Regions from separate parts of the Homo sapiens genome. Here region 2 is linked to region 1. A link is a contact called in ENCODE Hi-C data. All regions are on one chromosome and are shown on one strand. The core of a region is the stretch at or near the end of the contact, and the rest is flanking DNA. Distances in the headings are between cores, read along the strand shown.

Evidence for each region. Hi-C counts contacts between places; a loop is a spot of excess contacts on that map. Pooled maps may share reads with other maps.
Region 2: a loop to region 1 is called in a map with no recorded cell type, with 6 times the contacts of the local background. The contact joins two enhancer-like sites. A Hi-C loop is called at or near these places in 22 of 37 single-sample maps with no recorded cell type and 6 of 50 pooled maps.

The regions. Positions count from the first base shown.
Region 1 is chr20:8,601,406-8,604,195 of GRCh38, forward strand. All of the region lies in intron 3 of PLCB1 (phospholipase C beta 1), which reads left to right. Among named protein-coding and RNA genes, the nearest start is that of RNU105B, 230 kb to the right of the region's middle. Within about 2 kb of position 1,431, at least 4 of the 41 ENCODE cell types and tissues checked have a DNase peak (open chromatin) inside an H3K27ac peak, as active enhancers do.
Region 2 is chr20:8,212,694-8,215,483 of GRCh38, forward strand. The region is part of intron 2 of PLCB1 (phospholipase C beta 1); the gene reads left to right. Among named protein-coding and RNA genes, the nearest start is that of PLCB1-IT1, 35 kb to the right of the region's middle. RefSeq lists an enhancer at 1,297-1,346. Within about 2 kb of position 1,363, at least 5 of the 41 ENCODE cell types and tissues checked have a DNase peak (open chromatin) inside an H3K27ac peak, as active enhancers do.

The DNA.
Region 1 (2,790 bases), core at 181-2,680:
TTGTTTCCCTCTATGTGTCTATGTGTTCTCATTATTTAGCTCCCACTTATAAGTGAGAACGTGTGAGTTGGTTTTTAATTTATTTCCCTGACTTGTGATACCCATTGTGAAAATGTATATTATGGGTTTAAAAATAATAATGGTAATAACAGAAATGTTAAAAGCTAACATTTCTTGAGCACTTTCTATGTGCTAATTTGTACTGATCACTGACTGAGCCCTTGTGTAGATGAGGAAGTGGAAGAGTTGAGTGACTGCCCCCACTAGCATGGCTGTGATGTGCAAAGCCAGGACTCACCCAGGTTATTCATTCCTAAACTAGAACACCTCTGAGCAAGTTTTCTTTGCACTTGAGTAAAGCAGATGGATTAATGTTTGCTAGAAAGCTACCAGACATTGATAGAGAGCCAAGTTTGCAATGGAAAATTTGTCTAAACCTGCTAGTGTTAACTGGTATGATCTCCCCTTGTTTTGAGACCAGGCTTGTTCTGGAAGTGTTGCGGCTGTTTTCTTCTACAGCTCTATCAATCCCTTCCTCTTTCCCTCCCTTGCAGCACCAACACCTTCACCATCATCACCCTTTTATCTCTTAGGTCTTGATGGCTTCCACATTTTAGGATATCTGATGGTCCTCCAATGTCACTTAATGTATTTTCCATTGGGCAGCATCTTCTCTAGCCTCAGATAAGAATTAAAGTTCTCTCATGAGACTAGTTTGAAAAGCTGAACCTATGAGACAAAGTATAATTTTCCAATACCCATAATGATGGATATTCTAAATAAAGAAGAGTATATGACACCAACACCAAGTTTTTTTTTTAATCAAAAGCAAGGTTGACTCTTGGTATTCCTAGAATAGAGGCTTTTATAACAGACCTTAAACTGCCTTAATTTAAAGCAGGTGTATAAAATACAAAATGGTATTTAAAGAGGTGTAGAGATATTAATTAAAATAGGCTTGCTGAAATGCCAGGGATATCATCACTTCTGAAAATTGAATTAAGCCCTGAATGTCAATGGTGAATTAACATGAATAGACTTATCTATCCCTGTCCAAATATATTTTATCCACAAGCTGTGTAATACACGATGATTAACCAGAGGTTACAGATTCTAGCTGAAACCCAATCAAATTCTTCAGAATCCTAATTGAGGAATGCATTCAGGTCAAAGAATATTAACAGAAAAGCCTCTGTCATTTAAAGGGCAAGCAGAGTGAGTGCTTAAAAGTGTTCAAAATTTTGCTTAATTGTTCTCTTCTTGAGCTATTGTTCTTGATGATTTAGAAAACCTGTGTGCTGCAAGTTTAACTGCTTTAATTACAGTGATGTCAAATACATAGGCCTTTCTATTTAAAGGGATTTTAATTTCTGTGGCTTATGAAAGAGAAACTGAAAGCATAGTTAAAAGTGAATATGTTAGTTGAGAAAGTTCCTGTTCTTACCAAGCAATAAAATTTTCCTAAATGGATGTTTGAAGGAGAGCTGGTGTTCAGAGGTGTGGTTCAGTTGAAGCTCCTCTGGTAGAAGCCCAGCATTTTGTCTGTCTAGTTTTTTTGTCCTTAGCATTGCTTACTTTTGTAAAGCCCCAGATATATATAACTCATTGTTAAAGTATCACATGGTTTGTACAGCAGGATGATTTGCATTATATGAAGGACACCGAAACACAGAAAATGAAAGGTCTACGGTGTATGACAAACAGGACAAATGCTCTAGCAAAAATAAATTCTACTTTCTCTCAAAATTAGCATACTTGTTATTTAAAGAAATGTGCCAGAAGAGAAATACAAGATTTTCTTTTCTTTTTTCTCATTGACTTTAACTCTCTCTGAATGGCACCTATAACTAAAAATACATCTCGGGAATCAAGTAACCCTCTTTTATATACATCCCTCTAAATCTATGGCTAAGTTCAATGTTTAAGGTTGTCAAAGTGGCTCCCATCCAAAATCGGGTTAACATTTGCACTTTGCCTAAAGTGGGACTCCTAGATAAAATTCAAACGACCTTTCTGGTAATCCCAGCGTGTGGGTTTTAGCATCACCAGCTGGCTCCAAATGGGCCACTGCTCTCTCTACAAAGAGGAGGGAGCCTTCAACACAGGGGCCATGCTTGTCCATTCAACTGTGTCTAAATTCACAGATCAGTGTTTCTCTCAGTCCCTAGACCAGCAACATCAGCATCCCTTGGGAACTTGTTAGAAATGCAGAGTCTCAGGCCTTGCCTCACCGAATCAGCACCTCTGGGGTTGGACCTAGCAATGTGTGTTTTAACAAATCCTCCAGGTAATTCTGATGCACACCTAAGTTTGAGAACCACTTTTGTAAATGTGTGTTTCAACTTGACACTAACCAATAATTCTACCACTTAACATTAACAGCTTTCAATTTTATGATCCTTTGTGTTGGACAGGTCAAAGTGGGTGATTTCAACTGCTTAATGGGTACAGAATTTTATTTTGGGGTGTTAATAATATTTTGGAACTAGATAGAGGTGGTGGTTGCACAACCTTGTGAATGTACTAAATGCCACTGGATTCTTCACTTTAACAATGAGTACTATTGGCCGGGTGTGGTGGCTCACGCCTGTGATCCCAGCACTTTGGAAGGCTGAGGTAGGTGTATCACATGAGGCCAGGAGTTTGAGATCAACCTGGCCAACATGGCGAAACTCTGTCTCTATTGAAAACACAAAAATTAGCTAGGTATGGTGGCATGTGCCTGTAATCCTAGCTACTTGGGTGGCTGAGGCATGAGAATCCCCTGAACCCGGGAAGTGGAGGTTGCAG
Region 2 (2,790 bases), core at 113-2,612, 390 kb before region 1:
TGATGGCTGAATGATATACCCTTGCATGAGTATGCCATTATTTATTTGCCTCTCGAAGGACATTTAGAGCACTTTGAAGTTCCAGTTGCACTCCACATGCAGAGACTCCCAAAGAACATTCTACTACATATTTTAGAATTTACATGTGAAAATGCAGAATCAAAGTATGTGAACATTTAAATTTTCACCTTCGTTACCATGAAAGCTATATCAAAAGTTGACATTGTAGATTTTTTTTTTCTTTGCAAATCTGTATGAAGGAAAACAAAGTTTCTTCCTTCCTGAGTTCTCTTCCTCCACTCCTGTCTTTGTGAATGGCCACTTCATTCAAGCCTCTTCAGGTACCTTTGAGATTGCACACCATGTTTCCTTCTGAGTCTTCACAACTCTATTGTCTCAAAGCTTGATGGTGACAAAAAGTGTGTTCACTAATTCATCCAAGAATTTTGGGGGCCTGGTGTTACCCTGAAGGCTAAAGTGGTAAACAAGAGCATTATGTTTCATAGTTGCTTTTGTGAAGCTTAAGGTCTAGTGGATCAAGAAAAAAATGTCCATTAGATAATGGCAGGAATGCCTGTGCTTTTCCAAAATGCGAAGGGTGAATACAGAAGGACATGATTCAGTCTGATGGTGGCTGGCAGTGACCAGGGTCTTCAGGGAAAAGCTCACTGGGAAGTGATCTTAGCTCCAAAGGTGAGTAAGAACTAATTATCCAAAGTAATGGGGGTAGGAAGTGGGCTGGGAGGAAGAGCTTTGAAATCAGAGACATACAAAGGCCCTGCAGCAGGAGGTAGCAGAGCAAGTTAGAGTTGTTGAAGTTATAAGGCCCAGTGGCTGAGCCCAGAACACAAGGTGAAGTTTGGTCAAAGGTAAAGCCAGAACAGGGGTCAGAATAAAGCTTGCTCTGTTGTGCATTTTTTGTTACATCTGAAATGCAATAAGAAGCCAATGAAGAATTTAAGCAAGGTGGAAATAAGGGAAATGGTGGTGGTGGTGGTGGTGTGTGTGTGTGTGTCTTCATAAGAGTAACATGATTAAGTTTGCATTATCACAAATTGTCATGAAATATAAAAAGAATGCTTAGAATTTAAAAATTAGATCTTGCTTATCTTGTATGACTTGTAAGCAGATTGTAAGCATGTAAGCAGATTGTTCATGATTCTTTTGGAGGAAGTTCTCCCCAGTAATGCGGTTACTTTCCAGCATTTAGCAAGGAAATACAAATAACGTCATTTTCCGACAGGGCAGAGAGTCCTAGTCTAATTTAGTGTCACAACTAGCAGTTCTGTTATACTTTAATCCTTAAATATTAGACCAAAGCAGGGACAATAGAAAATGTGTTTACAAACCCTCCTGATTAAGGTGACTAAAAAGCAAAAGCGAAACAAAGGAGGTTGAGGTAAAGAGCAGTCTTACACGTAAGCTTCCAGCTTTGGGACTGATTTACAAACCACAACTGAAATGGGTATTATATATATGCTGATGAAAGTAGCTATGTAACATAGTTTGGATCTGTGTCGCTGCACAAATCTCCTGTTGAACTGTAATCCCCAGTATTGGAGGTGGGGCCTGGTGGAAGGTGATGGGATCATGGAAGCGGATTTCTCATGAATGGTTTAGCGCCATCCTCTTAGTGCTGTCCTCACGACAGTGATTGACTTCTCAGGAGATCTGCCTATTTAAAAGTGTGGCGCCTGGCTCTTTCTCTTTTGCTCCTGCTCCCACCATGCGAGACCCCTCCTCCCCCTTTGCCTTCTGCCATGATTGTAACCTTCCTGAGGCCTCCTCAGAAGCAGACATCTGTGTTATGCTTTCTGTACCGGCTGCAGAGCCAATTAAACATTTTCTTTATAAATTACCCTGTCTCAGGTATTTCTTCATAGCAATGCAAGAACAGCCCAATACCCTGTGTCTTCATTCATTAAAAGGCTACTGAACTATGCCTACTACTGCATTTTGCAGACTTGCTTTTCCTCCATTTAGAACTAATGTCTTTTATTTCAAGACCTAATGTCACCTCATTCTTTTTTCATGTGATAATATCCTCTGATGTGGCCTGCGAGTTGCCCATAAGGAATCGTGGAGTTTGGGATGATAGTTTTGGGGGTGTGTGCTATTTTGCCTTCTTTTTTCACTCTCAAATATAAAAAGGATCTAAGTGCTACTCCTGAAGTTATTTGCGGGGACTGTTTGCACTTTCTTGCTTGAGGTGTGGCTGTGGAGGGCAAGACAGACAAAAGTCCAAACTAAATGGAAAATGGTGCAGTTATTGCTGAAATAGGTTTCCCACCATCTAATTCCTTTGTGTGCTACTGGCTGAAAAAGTCCTTTTCCTTCTCAGCTCCACAGCTACTTTTTCAGGACAGAGTCTGATTTACATAGACAGGCTGAATGCAGAAGCTGTGTGTTTACCATGTGAATTTGAGGCCACTGAGAAGATTATTTTGTTGTTCTGATCTCTTGACCTTCTGAAAGCTCCCATCAGACCTTTCTCCTCCCACCTTCCACCACACTATAAATAAAAGCCAACCCATAAGCACCCACTCAGATGTATCTGCTTCTTAAATTTCGGAATCGATTTGTTAATCTCAAAAGGCCGTAAAAACCTGAAAACTTAAGTAGCTAACAGAGAAAAAAAAAAGTTCAAACAGATTCTTGGAAGGCTTTGAAGCTAGGATGCTTGGGGAGCATCTTTGTAGTCTGTTGAGGGATTAGAGACGGCAACATCATGTCGCCTCGCAAGCCAGAGGACAGCTTTGAATTGCAGCCAATCAGAAGCCATAGTATGTT